2 separate regions of the Mus musculus genome follow, and region 1 is linked to region 2. The links are chromatin loops, found by intact Hi-C in ENCODE. Cell type or tissue: heart. All regions are shown on one strand.

What was found. Hi-C counts contacts between places; a loop is a spot of excess contacts. Peaks named below come from ENCODE experiments on the same cell type or tissue, not always from the same donor. Only the 100,000 strongest peaks of a DNase experiment are listed, where the experiment ranks them.
Region 1: a loop joins it to region 2, with 2.0 times the contacts of the local background. A loop is called at or near these places in 2 of 42 quality-filtered maps.

What each region holds. Positions count from the first base shown.
Region 1 is chr12:40,560,998-40,568,997 of GRCm38, reverse strand. All of the region lies in intron 1 of Dock4 (dedicator of cytokinesis 4), which reads right to left. Among named protein-coding and RNA genes, the nearest start is that of Dock4, 120 kb to the right of the region's middle. In heart, no CTCF peak of the experiment used is centred here; a DNase peak (open chromatin) is centred at 4,497.
Region 2 is chr12:40,676,414-40,684,413 of GRCm38, reverse strand. It overlaps Dock4 (dedicator of cytokinesis 4), which reads right to left. Exons shown (of 53, transcript NM_172803.2): 12 at 7,624-7,712. Among named protein-coding and RNA genes, the nearest start is that of Dock4, 230 kb to the right of the region's middle. In heart, CTCF peaks have their summits at 3,638 (motif pointing right) and 4,415 (motif pointing right); no DNase peak of the experiment used is centred here.

The sequences.
Region 1 (8,000 bases), 120 kb after region 2:
GCCTTGGATATGTAACCTGAGTCAGTTATAAAAGCTCCACCCGTAGTCCATTTCTCCTTTAAACTCAGGCAACTGTAATTAAACATGCAATTTTTGCTTCAAGGGATACTCAGCCTAATGAGAGGAGTCATAGAGTGCTGTAATTAAAAGGCAGGACCTTACAGTAGGAATGATTTCATTGACTTTCAATTCTAACTCTCATTGGAAGATTTAGGGGGGAAAAAAAAAGTCTCCATCTGTCCTTGTGTGTGAAATGGAGAAAACGCCAGCTACCTCACACAGTTGCTGGGAGGACTGAATGGAGCGATGCCCACACAGTAGAGACTTTTTTGTTGGTGGTACCCCTGGCTGCTGCTGTTGTCAAAGGTGGCTGTGCAAACAGAAGCAGATGGACACCTGACACCAGCCATAGAGTAAGAGAAGCCAGTTCAGTGCTGTGTAGCAGAGAAAGGATGCGCACCTGGAAATGTTTAGCGGCATAGAAAGGAACAGCAAAGGGTGGAAGCAAGAGAGAGCTACCCCAGCTAAGCTGGGGGTAAATAGGTGGCTTTCTCTGGAAAGAGCTTCTGTCTGGTTAGTTTGTTAGTTGTTTTCTTTGTGTGTGGTTTTCTGTTGGAAACAAAGTCTCACTATGTAGCCCTGGATGTCCTGGAACTTGCTATGGAGACAAGACTCAGAGATCTGCCTGCATTGCCTCCTTAAGCACTGGAATAAAAGGTGTGTGCCATTTGATCTCAGTACACAGGAAGAAGGAAGGGACATCAGTATCTCAGAAGGAAGTGATGACACCAGTGACTGACAGACTTCTGAGGGAAAAGACTAAGAGTGTGTTTCAGTCACACTGACTTTTAGAATGGAGTAAAGTTGGCAGAACCCAAGGAGCTGAATGTATGGATTCCTCAGACAAAGACTGGAAGACTATCTGAAGTCACAGGCTGTCCTAACAGAGTTTTACTAAAATAAACAGCCAAAATGAAGACACATCAAGATCTTAAGCCCTAATTCACACCTGGAAATGAATAAAAAGAAAAAAACAAACAAACAAATAAGCAGTGTCAGAACAAAAAGTCAATGATTTGAGCTCTGTTAGCCCGCCCCGTATGCCTTCTAGCTACAAGATCCTGGAGGTTTATGAATTCATTCCCTAACAATGTAACAAATAACCAGTGTCTCCAAAGGACTAGACGGAAAGTGCATAAGGTAAACAGTAGCCATTCAAGTGCCCAAAGCCCGGCATCCACCCAACTACATCACCTTCTCTGAGAGCAAGAAAACTTTTCAGGCACAGGCTTATGGGAACAGCTGACAGCAAATGGCTCGCTGTACAGCATTCCTCATAACCATGTTGCAGGAGGGAAAGACAATGTGTTCTATATAACTTTTATTGTTTTGAAAATAAGAGCACTGGTTGCAATATGATTTGGACTTAACCACAGTCCATGGCAGAACTTTACTCCAAATGCATCTAGCACTCCTATCCATCCCCAGGCCTGACAAGAATTAGGACAGCTATTACACAGCGCTTTTCTACTGCTCCCAACGTTTATTGCATTCTCCCTCTGTCTGTCTTTCTCCTGCGTAGCAGTCTTTAGTATTTCGGTGTCACAAACTTCTTCCTCATGTACTTGCACTAAATATTCAAAAACACCTGGTAAAGGTTGACTGAAGAGAAGCAAAAATGGGTGAGGGAGAGAGGGAAGAAAAGAAGGGGAGAGAAACAAAGAGAAAAACGAAGAAAAGAAGCATAGAAAAGAGGATTTATCTAGTACCAATAAGGTCAACAATATGAAAAATTGACATTTAACTACCCCTGATTTAAACTGCAAATCTTTACCCGTCTCATGACTCTTGTTCTAGCTGAAATGATGCTGCTTCCATAGGAAAGCCACCTACATTACTGTAAGTATGGCACCTACATTACTGTAAGTATGGCACCTACATTACTGTAAGTATGGCACCTCACATCGTCCTCAGGCTTTTCCAAAGGACTGCTGATGATCTCTTAGATATCTTCTAATTAGTCAATTTAATTTTTCCTACAAATTCTTAGACTCTTGCTTGCCTGTCACTGGCCTCAGGAGAAAAAGTTACAAGGACGATAGCTTTGGAAAGGTGTGGTGGATGGCAGCTGGTTACATTTGTCTCCTGTCAAAAATGCCTAGAATCTCATCTCTAAGATTAGGTAAATGGGTTAGGGCAATTAAATCTCAGATAGCACCGTTTTCTACGTGTTTCTTATGTCTCTTATGCCTCACTCTCTGTCTGTCTCTTGTGTCTCTGTGTCACCTCTCTCTGTCTCTCTCTGTTTCTCTGCCTGTCTCTGCTCCACCCTACCCCCTCTCTCTGAGATAGGGTCTCATGTGACTCAGGGCTGGTCCTAAACATACTATATAGCTGAGAGTGATCTTAAACATCTGATCCTCTGAGTATGATTTTATAGAAATTTCTTGACTGTCATAGGCTGATATTATATATATATATATATATATATATACACACACACATATATACACACACACACAATATAATAAACTAGCTTTACTAAAACCAAAATTAAAATTAATACTTGAATCATTACTGCCTCCAAAACCATAAAGACTTCTACTTCCTTTCCCAGAATCTCAGTAAAATAGTTTCAACTTACTTTCCTAGAGTTTAAAAAAAAAAAAAAAGAAAGAAAAGAAAAGTAGTAGTTCCATGGGATGACAAAGAGCTGACATCTTTTGAAATTCTCCTCTGGGGTTGGGGAAAACCTACCTAATAAAAATATATCGCACCATGGCAAGTGAGCCAACATTTATTTTTATCTCATGGACCCTTTACTACATACAGGACACTATGCCAGGCCCTTGGAATCCATGATCCCTTCTCATTGAATAAAGGGTCATATGTGTTGTTTAATTCAGAAATTTTTTAGACTTGAAAAGTAGTTTAAGTTAAATATCATATGTTTATAACCTTCTCGGGTCTACCTGGGTCAGTATCTAGCCATGAGTTTTGCATTTGAAGCAATGCATGCATGTATGTGCGTGCGTGTGTATGTGTGTGTGTGTGTGTGTGTGTGTGTATGTTATATACAGATTTGTGATAACAAATAAGGTACAATTCTTACACAAAGCAGCTAAACAGATTCTTAAGTATTGTCTGTGTTCATCTCTAAGCCTGTTGTCTATCAGCTTTAAATTCACCACCTCCTTCGATGCTCACCCAACGACCTGCAAACCCTATTTTAGCTTGGCCAACTGCTGTTCTCAATATGGCCTTAGGGAGTGTGGGACAGTGGAGGAGAAGGAAGCCTATCAGGTGCCCTGTCTGTGACTTCATTATCCATCCCCACCCACTCAGGTAATGCTTGTGACACAAGCAGCAAGCAGCAGCCCCTCAGGCTGCACTGGAGTCTAACTGGCGAGTGTCCTAGTCTCATAACATCACCTAAGTGTAGCCTAAGCTGCCATTCTAAAGTCTTGGCACTAGGATACAAGCCCGTCCCTCCTTGACTGTCTGGATCCCAGCTGCCCAGTGACCTTCAGCATTCAGCTGCAGTAGCATCACCGAAGGAGCTCCTGGTGTTCAGAACCTGCTCCAGTTCTCCACTTACAAGAACTGTTTACGTTCTCATAACACACCCTGGTCCCCACACTTCCAATATCCTCGCCGTTTTAGAGAATTCGTCTATCCTTGCATGCTTCTTAAGTGTCACTTCTCTATCCAGGTAACCATTTTCTATATTAAGGTACACTGCACAAAAAAGTGGGAAAGCCCTGGCTCCACCTAACACACTAAATGCAATATGGCATGCTAAATATGAGCACACCAATTAAGAAGTAAGATCATACTGGCAGAACCTGAAAAAGTGTGGAGGAGTCAGAGGCTGAAGCATCTCATTACATGGTTAGAAGGGACTGACCTGAAAGAAAATGGCAGAAAGACAGGCTCTTACAAAACAGAAATACTGCTGATTGACTAAGAATGGAGAGCCTGGCCTGGCCAGAAAAGGGATTTTTTGCCAGGGAGAGGAAGCAGGGCTCAAACAGGGACAATCACCAGTGCTAGTGAGCTGGTGAGGCTTGGGATGGCAGAGCCCTGGAAGGCAAGAAGGTGAAGAACAGCAATGGCCTGGAGTGGGTATCCCGTCCAAAGATTAAGACTAATACATTTCCTCTCTGATACCTGGGACAATCTGGAGTGCAGTTCAGATACAATTCACTAAATATCATATAATTAGGTACAAATGAGTTCCCAGTCTTTGGGTCACACTTGTGGACAGATTGATGGTACTTTATTTAGTTCAGGCCACAAAATGACATGACATCAACATTTGGATCGAGGTTTATCCTAATAAGAGACTTCTAACCAGATATAACTGCCCACCCCCAAAACACCCCAGACACCCACAAAACTAGCCACAGTGCAAACACTGTGAGTTTAAAGTCTGTCCTTATTTAAGCACACAGCACAGTTCCCCAGGGAAATGAGGAGAGCAGGAATGAACTTCCTAAAGCCCTGCCAGAGCACTGCAGTCACCAGCGGCTTTTCAGCACTATCCCTTGTGTCCTTGCACTGTGACTTCCTCTACTCTCCTAAAGTAGACCATAAAATACAACTCTGACAGAGGGGGAAGTCTGCCACATCTATAGTCTCCCAGACTCTCTTGCAATGAATAAAAATTCCCTTTAAGGAGCTTTAGGTATCCACATAAGAAACACTGTAATTGATTCCGCACACAACAACAGCCCTTAGTTAGAACAGTCCTTGGTAATTTATTGGTGAACTGTGAACTTTTACGCTTAAGCCAATAGAAACAGGTATAGCGTTTTGTTTACAGTTGATAATGCAAGAAATATCTGCTTACTTGACTGGGAAAGAAAACTGAGGGTCCTCAAAACATTTTAGAATAATATTCAGTATCTCTGGATCTGGAAACTCAGAGTTCATTAAAACAAGTTTGATTTGGCAAAAGGGTTAAATGCTTTCTATTCTGTTTTCGTATTAAATGGTCAACTTATGAACAGCTGAGAAGAGTTTGGGACACCATGGGACACTTCCACAGATTAGTTGGTGATCAAAGGCAGATGGCTTTTTTTTCCTTTCTTTCTTTCTTTTTTTCATTTTTTTTTTATTATTTATGGAATTCCACTTGGTATTTTCAAAACATGTTTTGCAATATTTGGATATCCTCCAGTGGCTTACTTAATTCACATTTCCCCAAACACTCATCTAATTTGGAAGTCTGGTTACTTCTTTTTTGTGATTCTCACATGAATACTAAATTCTCTGTAAAGAATGGTCAGGGTTGTTTTTTTTTTTTTTTTTTTTTTTTTTTTTTTTACCCAACAAAATGAAATTAAAGAAAAAAATTTTTTTCATGGTAACTCAAAATTGATCTTAGAACATTTCAATTTGTGGGGCCTCAGGTTCTGCAACCTAGATAATGTAGCTGAGAAGGACACATTGCACAGGTGAGACGGTTCAGGAAGTAGTATTACATTCAATTAAGAAATAGCTAGCACTGTGAGGATGCCGACTGCTGATATTTCTCACAGTAGGGAACAGGCATGAACACTCTGGAGATTCTTCGCACGAAGAGAGGTGTTCAGAATAAATGGCAAGTTATGAGGTAAATGGGGTTGAGTTGCGTGATTTTATTCACCAAGAAGCTAAAAATTGGAGAAAAAAAATAGGGAGGTAAGAATCAAAAGAACAGAGAAAGAGGGGCTAAATGCTCATGAATAAAGTTGAAGTTTGCCGGGAACCAGGACTTCAAATCCCGGAATCAGTAAACTTCTCTGAGAAAAATAATGTTTAGGATAAAACTTCCCCTCCCTTATCTGAATGCCCCCATACTAAACTAGCAAAACAGAAAAAAGAACGCACAACAAAAGTTGACCCATGCCACACTAGCAGGAATAACCTACTTGCATTCATTCTCATTAGGAAGGAAAAAAAAACCTAATATAATAGTAACATGGTTTTGGTAGGAAGGACTATATGGAAGGAAAGTGAAAGATTTTTTTTCTTTTATACTTTTTATATTACAAAATATTTATGGAAACTAGAGTATGTTTAAAACGTAGATTGCTTATAAGACAGAGTTATGAATTGCTTCTCCAGTGACGGGAAGCGTGACGGGAGAGGTGTTTAGAATGAGTCTCAGGCATAAGTCAGTCATCAGCTCTCCATAATGAGTCACAGCGCCATGCACTTTGGAGTCCTAACTGACTGGAGTTTGAAATGCTAGCACTTTCACGTACCTTCAAAGAGACTTATCATTTATGAATGTGTGTGTGTGTTAACATGCCAGTTATTTATCTGGAGTACCAGAGCAACAGTCTATGCTGAATGTCGGCATTAAAAAGCTTTGAATAATACTTATAATTTTTGCTTAATACTCTCAATTATTTCATAAAAAGCTATTCATTTGAATACCTTTGGGGTAAAAGAGAGTAAATGAGCAAATTTAAGGTATGATAATATGTTTATTTGACTGAAACACTGCAGAAGAAACAGCTATAAGAAGTTCCCACACATACACACACACACACAGACAGACACACACACACACACAAATGAATGAGAAGCAAATAAAACTCAGTAGAATTGCTGGAAATTAGCAAAAGAAAGGAACGTAAGAGGTAACTGGGAAGAAACTGCCATAACCAATCTGCAAGCTGCCTTCCCAAAGACTGGATAGAGAAGTAGTGTGTTACAACCCTACAGGATGCCCACAGTCAGCTAGCTAGAGGGAAGCAGAGGCAGGGGAATGTCAAGTATCAATGCGGAGAGAATTCCCTCATGCACTCAACCATGCACCTGAGCCTGGGGGCCACTCTCGACACAGATGATTACTACCAGTGAATTGCATAAGCTTCTACAATGTGGTAGGTAAGCAGAGTGAGGCAAAATAAAAGAAGCTCTAAGGCTTAACAAGTATAACTGAATTCCCAGGTATCTTTTATAACTGTTGAAAATGAATAAACTTTAAAGACTCTTAACAATACTATGCAGACAACAGTATGTTTTAACCTGGCTAAAAGTACAATTAAAAACAAACAAATAAAAACCAAGCACTGAACAAAATAACAATAAAAGCAATAATCTAATTAAAAATGGGCAAATAACCAGAACAGACATTTCTCAACAGAGGATACACAAATGGCCAAAGTCTAAGCAAAAAGCATTCAACTAATCACTGAACATCCAGGAAATGAACATCTAACGCACACCGAGATACTGTCTCACCACAGGTAGAATGGCTCTGATGTATAAGACAAAAATCACTATGCATGGTGGTGCATGCTGGTGGTCTAGGGAGCCTGAGGGAGGAGAGAACCATAGGTTATATACTGTCTTAAAACAAAATTAACAATTATAATAAAACCAATATTGCAAAATATTAATATTGCAAAGGATGTTAAGTAAAGGGGACTCTCTTACACTATTTAGAGTAACCTCTGGGTATCTATGCAAAGGAGGGAAGTCAGTCTGGCAATGTGACAGCTCATCTATATGTTTACTACCGCACTACTCATAAGTAAGCTAGGCACAAACCTAGATGTATACCAATGAATGAATGACAAAACAAGTGTGCTCTCTTTCTCTCTCTCTCTCTCTCTCTCTCTCTGTCTCTCTGTCTCTCACACACACACATACACACACACACATACACACTCACACACATACATGCATGCACGTACTAGAATAGTACATAAAAATAAAGTTTTATCCACCCAGAAAGCTTTCAGCCCAAGGTTTGTCCTATCTACAAATAATGCTGACATGGGGGAGGGAGCAGAGAGTGAGGGGATGGGCAACCAATAACCAGCCCAACTTGAGACCCATCCCATGGGCAAGCACCAACCCCTAACACTATTAATGATACTGTGTTATGCTTGCAGACAGGATCACGTTGTCCTCTGAAAGGTTCTGCCCAGCAGTTGACTCCAACAGATATACACACCCACAGCCAACAGTGGATGGAGCTTGGGGACACTTAGGGAAGA
Region 2 (8,000 bases):
ATCATGTAACAAGATTTTCACACACGAGTTAAAGGGCATATTACAACCCAGAAATAGTTACAAATGAATCCGCAAACTGAATTACTGGGATAGGAAAGGAAGAATATAGTTGGACTATCTATAATAATCCTCATTTCTTTTATTTTCTTAAAGAGAAGTTTCATAAATTATGATCACTAAACTCTAATGGTTCCTCTTTTTCATAAAAGTCAGCATTTAAAGATATGAATATGCTAAGAAAAGGCTCCAAACTGTTTCATTTGCCTTTTTGTTTAAAAATAAATAAGTCCAATAGTGAGGCTGGAATTAGGCTCTCCATCTGAACTCAGCCATGATATTACAAAATTCATACCTATTTTAAAATATTCCTAGTGGAACCAAGGTCTGGTAGTGGCATAGAAAAGGACTGGCAGAATAATCATCATGTGTAATTTTAATAATTTGGTAAAAAATAATGAGGGATTAAACTTAGTATCACAAATTGTTTTAGAAGATGAGACCCCAGCTCAGCAGGTTGCCCTGAGCACAGAGCAGGGAAGTAAACACATAAAGTAATCACTGGCAACTTTCCCTTCTCTTTCTATTAATTATCATAACAATGCCCAAATCTCAGGCTTTGCATCCCTTAAGCACTACTGATTTTCTCTAGGTTATATTTCCTTTTCTTTCAAATTGAATACCCAACCCCTTTTAAATTTTGGTAACTTGTGCAAAAAATCCATGGAACCCATATTCTTCCCAAACTATTGCACTTCTAAGGCATTATACTAGGGTCATATTCTGGAGTACAGAGAAGGAAGGTTCTTACATTGTTAGAGAAAAAAAATGAAAAGGCACTTAAGAGTTTTGTTTAATGAGGATTTGGAAAGCACTTTAAGAGCCTTGCCCTCAAAGCCAGGGTAAACTATAAAACTCCCTTAGGGGTTTGACAAACACGTCCAACTTCCTGCTGTTTGATCTGACACTAGGAGACCATGAAACAAGCTTCTGCTACATAGTTTATAATTGGCAATATAGCTTCTAATTTTATTTTATCATTCATAAAATGGATACTTATCAAATGGTCACTAGTCATTGAGCATAGGACATCTTAAAATGTAACATTAAAACTTTAGTAGAATATATATATTAGGTAGTTCAAACAACTGAAGATCCCACTCTAGGGAAAATATGCTCATTTATACAATTTCCTGTGTAGCCTTTCTTATGTATTTCATTGGACTTTCCTTCCTTTTAATTGTAACTGTTAGAAAGTAAACCAGATAAATTACAAAGATGGTGATTTAAAAGAATATGGCTATAGAAGCTAGTTATAAGAAAGTAACATCCTATCTTTAAAAGAGAACACAGAAAGCTGAAAAATGGAGAAGCAATTTTCTGTGGAGTTGACACTACTACCATGTGCAAAGCCCCCAAAGGAAAGGATCCTGCTGGCTCCTGATCTCTGTCTCTATGAGACCCCTGTTCTACTGGGAATATTTTTGAAGTGTGTGTAAGTTTTATACTATTGTGATTGAGTTCAAATGAAGATCTTAATTCCAGGCCAACTCCGTTGGCACCTGGTGGAGAGTAAAAGAGCTCTTTGGAGGCCTCTTTCATAGAAATACTAATGCCAGCCAATGAGACCAACTTCCTTTCACTACTCCACAGGCTCCACATCCTGCTGCCACTCTACTGGGTACAGTACTCTCAGACCAGCAGAAGAGGATGGATCCCTTGGAACTTACTCGGAGCAAGAGAGAATTTTCAGGGGTATAGATAGCTAACAATCCATAAGCTTTAGATTAGATCCTATTAGGTGTTTGTTCTGAAGTAACCGGAGACCAATCTACTGAAATATTTCCAACAACCCAGGTGATAAGATGTTGGGTATCCTTTAATATTGTCATTTTGAACAGCCACAAATTTATGTCATTAATACTGACACTACTCAGATATGGTCAGAACTGTATAACATAGCAGTTCTGATATGTCAGAGCAACAGCCTGGTAGATGAATGTCCCAGTAAGAGTGAACACAAGTAGGCAAAAGCAAAGCTCCCTTCTACCTTCTTTTATCTGTGCTGCTGAAGGGGAAGCACCAATTAGGGCAGGTCTCACTGAGTCAAATAATCAGATTAAGAAAATTCCCCTCAGCTTGCACAAGCAGTTTGCCTTTTGGTTTGTTCTAAATCCAGTAAAGTTGACCATTAAAGTTAATCACCATCATGTTTCCTGGGATCTGGAAAGAGGCTAGCCCTACCTGCTATGCTCTCCTAACATGCGGGACTGAGAAGCACAAGCGGCCTCTGCTGATTGTAACTGCTAGTGGTGCAAAGATCTCCTAGTTTTCAATTGGGGAAATGCTTTGATGTTTTTATTCCAAGGAAGTGATTAGCCAATGGCTACAACTTATAGAGAAAACAGGACAGGCCCAACACATAAATTAATGCATGTCAAATGAAGACACAATAGAGGCATCTGGAATTATTTGCTTTCACAGTCTTAACCAAAATAAATTTACTGGCTAAAGACGAGAGCTGGAGGATCTATACTAACCGGAGGATGACACCATAAGAATACCTTAACGTTGTCTTTTGACTAATTGTTATTTTCCATTTTAAAATTCCACTCTTGATTCTGATTCAGGAGAGCAACGTTTTCATCACACACACAGGTTTATGTCAAAGTTTTGGTTTATGTCTTTTAGTTTAGTGGTTTTGGGTATGTGTTCATTCTTATAAATATCATTACCTATTTTTATTTTTTCATAATGCCAAGTACATAAGAATCTACTGGCTGAGAGCTATTTCATGTATGTATGTATGTATGTGTGTGTGTGTGTGTGTGTGTTGCACAGTAATGACCTCAGAATATGCTACCCCAAAAGATTGAATTTCAGTGGACTGTTTTGAAAGACATAAGGTACAAGAAGGTCATTCTAATCTTCCTAGGCTTTCTTCCATGAAATGGGTCAAAAATTATGTTCCTTCATGTCTGAGGAGAGCCTACATGTCTTTGAAGGGGAAGTTCTTCCAAGCAGAACTTGATAAAGGAAATTTTGTAACACACACACACACACACACACACACACACACACACACACACACACAGCTTACTGCCATGAGATTGGGAACTCTGCCATGGTTTTCTCTGGCTGTTCATTCCTCATTAACCTGCTGTAAAAACGTTATGCTTGCCTACTTTCTCAGCACTTCTCATGTGGGTTTCCCCATCTGAACACATGAAGCAAGTCTGAAATACTTTCTTTTCCTAATCTTTCTTTAGTTACTAAAGGATCAGTCACGAAGTTAGGATGGGTGAAGAACAGCTACATTTCCAATACTACAGTAGTATACATGACTGTTCAGCTCTTCAACATTTTGTGTACCTTACAAATAGCAAGCAGATCTTAGTGACCATGAGAAAGTTAGAGAAATAACAACTACTGTATATAATAATGCTAAACTCTAATCACTACTTCCATTAGATTATAACTTAAACTCAGAGGTTTTTTTTTTTAATCAATTCTACACATATTCTTTAAAGTATCTTAGAGTACAATTTAATGTTATATTTAAAAAGTGTTAATGTGCATGAGTGATGTTTTGCTTGCATGTATGTATATGTACCACATGCATTCCTGGTGCCCACTGAGGCCAGAAGAGGGCACTAGATCCTTTGGAATTGGATTACAGCAGTGGTGAGCTGCCATGAGTGTACCAGGAAGTGAACCTGGGACAGCAGTGAGTGCTCTTAACCAGTGAACCATCTCCCCAGCCTCTTCAGTCTCACATTTTGAACTATATAAAAGAAAACTGAAAAGAAAAGAGAAACTGAAAGGATATGGCCACCACATGCGACAAAGCCTTGGTTTTCTTGTATTACAGAGGACATTGAGAACACTGTCAAACATTTAATAGGTTCTATATGTCAGAAATCTTAGTACACCAATGTTGAGTTCCTGATTTTGCTATTATACACTGGATATCATAGCTGGGGGTGTAAAAATAGAGTAAGCAGCTTGCTCTCAAGTAGTTAACAAAGAGTTGCAAATATGCATATAGGATTCACTATATAGATCTATACGTCTGTATGTTTACCCTGACATACATATGTACACATATGCACACAAGTCAGGAGCAAAGAGGCCAATATTAAGAATCTCAGCTACCTAGGACTATCGAATCATGCGACCGTGTGCACATGCCCACATACTTGCGTTTGGGAAATACATATAAAGTGAATGAAATGAAATATCATCCTATGGTAAATGAGTAAGTCATTGCATGACTCACTACTTTGTAATTGAACAGAATTAACTATGAAATAAAGTTCAAAAGGATTAAAAAGATAGAATGGTTTAATAATTAGGAACTTCAAAAAATAAACAAAAAAGTAACACACTATCTTTTTAGCCAATAGGTGGTGCCATAAAGTACTAATTTAATCTTAGTGTTCTGAGAAAGCAATTTATAATTCAGCACTCAACAGCCAGGGGCACCCATAAAAGTCCTCGGGTACTATATCACTTGCAGGATGGTGAATCAACTGACTACACTGGTGTGCAGAGATCCGACTGTCAACAGAAAACCGCAGTCTAACACTACAGAAGTCTCTGCAACATCACCTAAGGAATACTATTACAGCTGGCATAGAGCCATGCCACTCTCCCTGATAGAAAGGGCAGGCTCCTTCTGTAACAACTCCTGTGAAATCTCGCAGGGTTACAATGGAGTTGGAAGGGTAGAATTGTGCATGCTCATCTCACAAAGGCAAAAAACAAAGAGTCAAGAAATGTATCTGATTAACAAATATGAGTTCTTTTTTATATGCGTGCAAACTACACATAAATACACAAATGATAGGTAAACACTGTAAATTTTCTGTTACTATATGCTGAAATATACTGTAAGTTTTTACATGTGTGTGTTTAGTGTGTGCATGTGCACACTCGCGCGTGCAGAGATGTGCCCGAATGTGGAGGTCCCAGGACCTCCAGAAAGAGTTGCATCTTTCCCTCTACCATGTGAGCACTAAGAATCAAACTTAGGTCATCAGGCTTGGCAGCAAGTCCTTTACTCACTGAGCTCTCTCACCAGCCCTGTCAGTGACTTTCATAGACTTAAGTCTTACCTACAAATTTGCCTAAATACATAACATGGGCTCAGTCTAGTTCCACATCCCTGGACTTCAACTGCCATCTACTACAAGTGACATTTATAATAATCATTTTTGTTCAGCAAGCTAAAATCTGGCTTATTTTTAATGAATATTTTTAGAATTTCAAATATTTTTAAATATTTGGTCATTATATTAATTCATTTAGAAATTCTCATCTAACAGAACTATTAAAATTTCAAATTACTTAATCTAATTATAACATTTATATTAATTCAATTTTTTTTAGCCATTTAACTCACTACTTTCTCCCATTTTCTAAGTGTAATAGGTAAGGTGGCTAATATTCCTTTCAACAAAGTCTTAGGTTAGAGGGAAATGCCATTTACCTAGATGAACCCATTGACCCATCACACAGACAAGATGACATCACCGAGACTGAGAAGCACATCAGTGGGGCAGAAAGGCCTACAACTGGCTGGGAGAATTGTCTCAAGAGCAAGTTTAAAGGTCTTTCTCTTCCTCTCCTCCCCACCCCCCCAGTACCAATGGCCAAGGAGTAGAATGGGGTGACAAGAAGGGAAAGCAGCCCTTTTATAGAACGGACTCCATTTCTCTTCCTGACTCAACACTTTCTGGTACTCTGTTTTCACTTTTTTAAAATCACATATACCAGTACAGCTTATCTCTCCAGCCCCTCATATCTGCTCTTTGCCCTTGTTATAGTGTGTCACAGTGTGTCATACTGTATACCCTTCTGTCAATACATCTTTACTTGCCAATTAATGAGTCATTGGTCTGGTTTGAGATCTCTGGCTTCTGTGACATCATCAATATTGGTTTCTTAACAGGACTCCTCCTGGTTACTCTCTTGTGGCCTCATATAAGTCAGTAGAGTGCTTCCTATTCAATAATGAAATTGACTGGACCGAAAAAGCCTAGCTGGGCTTGTCATTTCTTCTCCTCAAGGAGGCAACATAGAACAAAGTAAGAAGAATGAAGACTCACCAAGAAGGAAGGGAAGTACTTTGCTGGAAAGTGTGAAGGTCTTTGTTTTAAAAGGACCACTCTGAGCCTTTACTCTGGGAAAGTACTGTGCAGTGGTGAGGCCTGGAGCTAGCATGTCTCCAGTTTGAAAGAGCTAGAAGGTATCAGGTATTGGTCAGAGGAGTCCACGTCAAACAGATGTTGGCTGTGTAAGAGTTGAGTGGGACTCAGACTTGAAGGAGCTGCATGGGAGGGTGGGTGTCCTAAGGACAGGAGAGTCAGCAGAGCTTTATAGCAGAAAACAGGTACAACCAGCATGTGCTGAGCGGCCAAGGAACTCAAATATCCCAGGTACACAATAAAATGAGATGCCCCTCATCACAGCGAATGGCCTTTATATGAGGTACCATGTTACAATGGAGGCTTTCATGCTCCACACAGGTAGTAGCAACTGTGGTTTGGGTTTTTGTTCTTACTGTCGTTTTGTTTATTTGTCCATTTGTTTATAGTACAATGGTTATCAATAGAAAAGGAAAGACCCAACACTAAGGTAGCTCATGTCTCATTTTTGGGTAGAGTTTTACTTAAGGATCCAGGAAGACGATGTGATCGGGTTAGCCAGTGTGTTGATAAAGGACACAAAATATGTGGAGCACTGCCCCAGTGTGCAGCCCCTCCTTATGGAAATAACAGATGAAGCCACAAGGACAACAATAATTAAATTAAGAGTAATCAGAAAGAGATGTTAACAAATCTGCAGAGAAAAGTTGGAAGAAGCAAAATGTAGAAGAGGTTGGGTTGTTTCTCAAAGATCCAACATATCAGTAAGACAATTAGAATTATTATAAAGAACAAATAAGCAAAAACCCTAACCTTTTCAAGGAATTAAATAAGGATCTATGATGTTAAAAATAGACCCAGGAAACTTGTGAGGAAATGTAATGTATAGTGGACAATGGCTTCAAAGGGACTGACTATAAGATATATATTCTATGACACATTGCTATTCATATAATTTGTGCTAGCATATGATAATTGCAATCTCTGAATAAGCACACATATATCTTCTCTGTGAATACATCACGGCGGTCAGCATCACTCTCCTCTGCAGTTTGCTTCCTTGTGTGAACTGTATGTTTGTTACCCAGTATATAATTACATTATTGTCCACAGCTATAGAATGATGCATGTTTTTACTGCACTTTAATGTCAGGTTTCCACTAACCATTGGAAAACAGTGTTTATAATTTAGTTTTTGGCTTACAGTAAAAACCCCGAAGGCCTCAAAATATGGTAGCACAGAACAAATCCAGATCATCTGCTGTTTCAAATGAGAGTGGAAAAACCTTTTTTTTATAGAGAGAATTATATTTGCAAGCCTACCACCATTTAGGGAAGTGCTGAAAAATACTTACTGTTTTTACGTGGCAAACAAGAACAAAAAACACAGTGGGGTGACCATTGTTTTCTAACATGGATGAATGGAGGGTGGGAATATAAGAAGTGTAGGGAGAGCCACCCAGCCGAACACACCCACCTGCATTGGAGCCAGTCAAATTATAGCGCGCATTCAGCTTCTTGATGATGTTCTCGTGGATCTGGTACCACTCGCTCTCTGTATTACACCTATGAAAACACAACCATTCGGTTAGGCTCTAACACACAAGTTCAAGGCCCAGGTGAGATAGCACACCTCTCTGGGATATAAACAGGAGAACATATTGTTCTCCGTGGAGTCCCCAGTGCCTGGCCATGAGGCTTACTTAGTGTGGGCAGGAATGTTCAACTCTACCTTAATCCACCAATGGAAGGTGTTGAAGACTAAGAATGAGATACTGAAGATTCAAACTTTCACTATTAAATGAGTTATGTCTGGGGGGGGGTCAAGTTGATCATTTTCTCTGCACCTTGCTT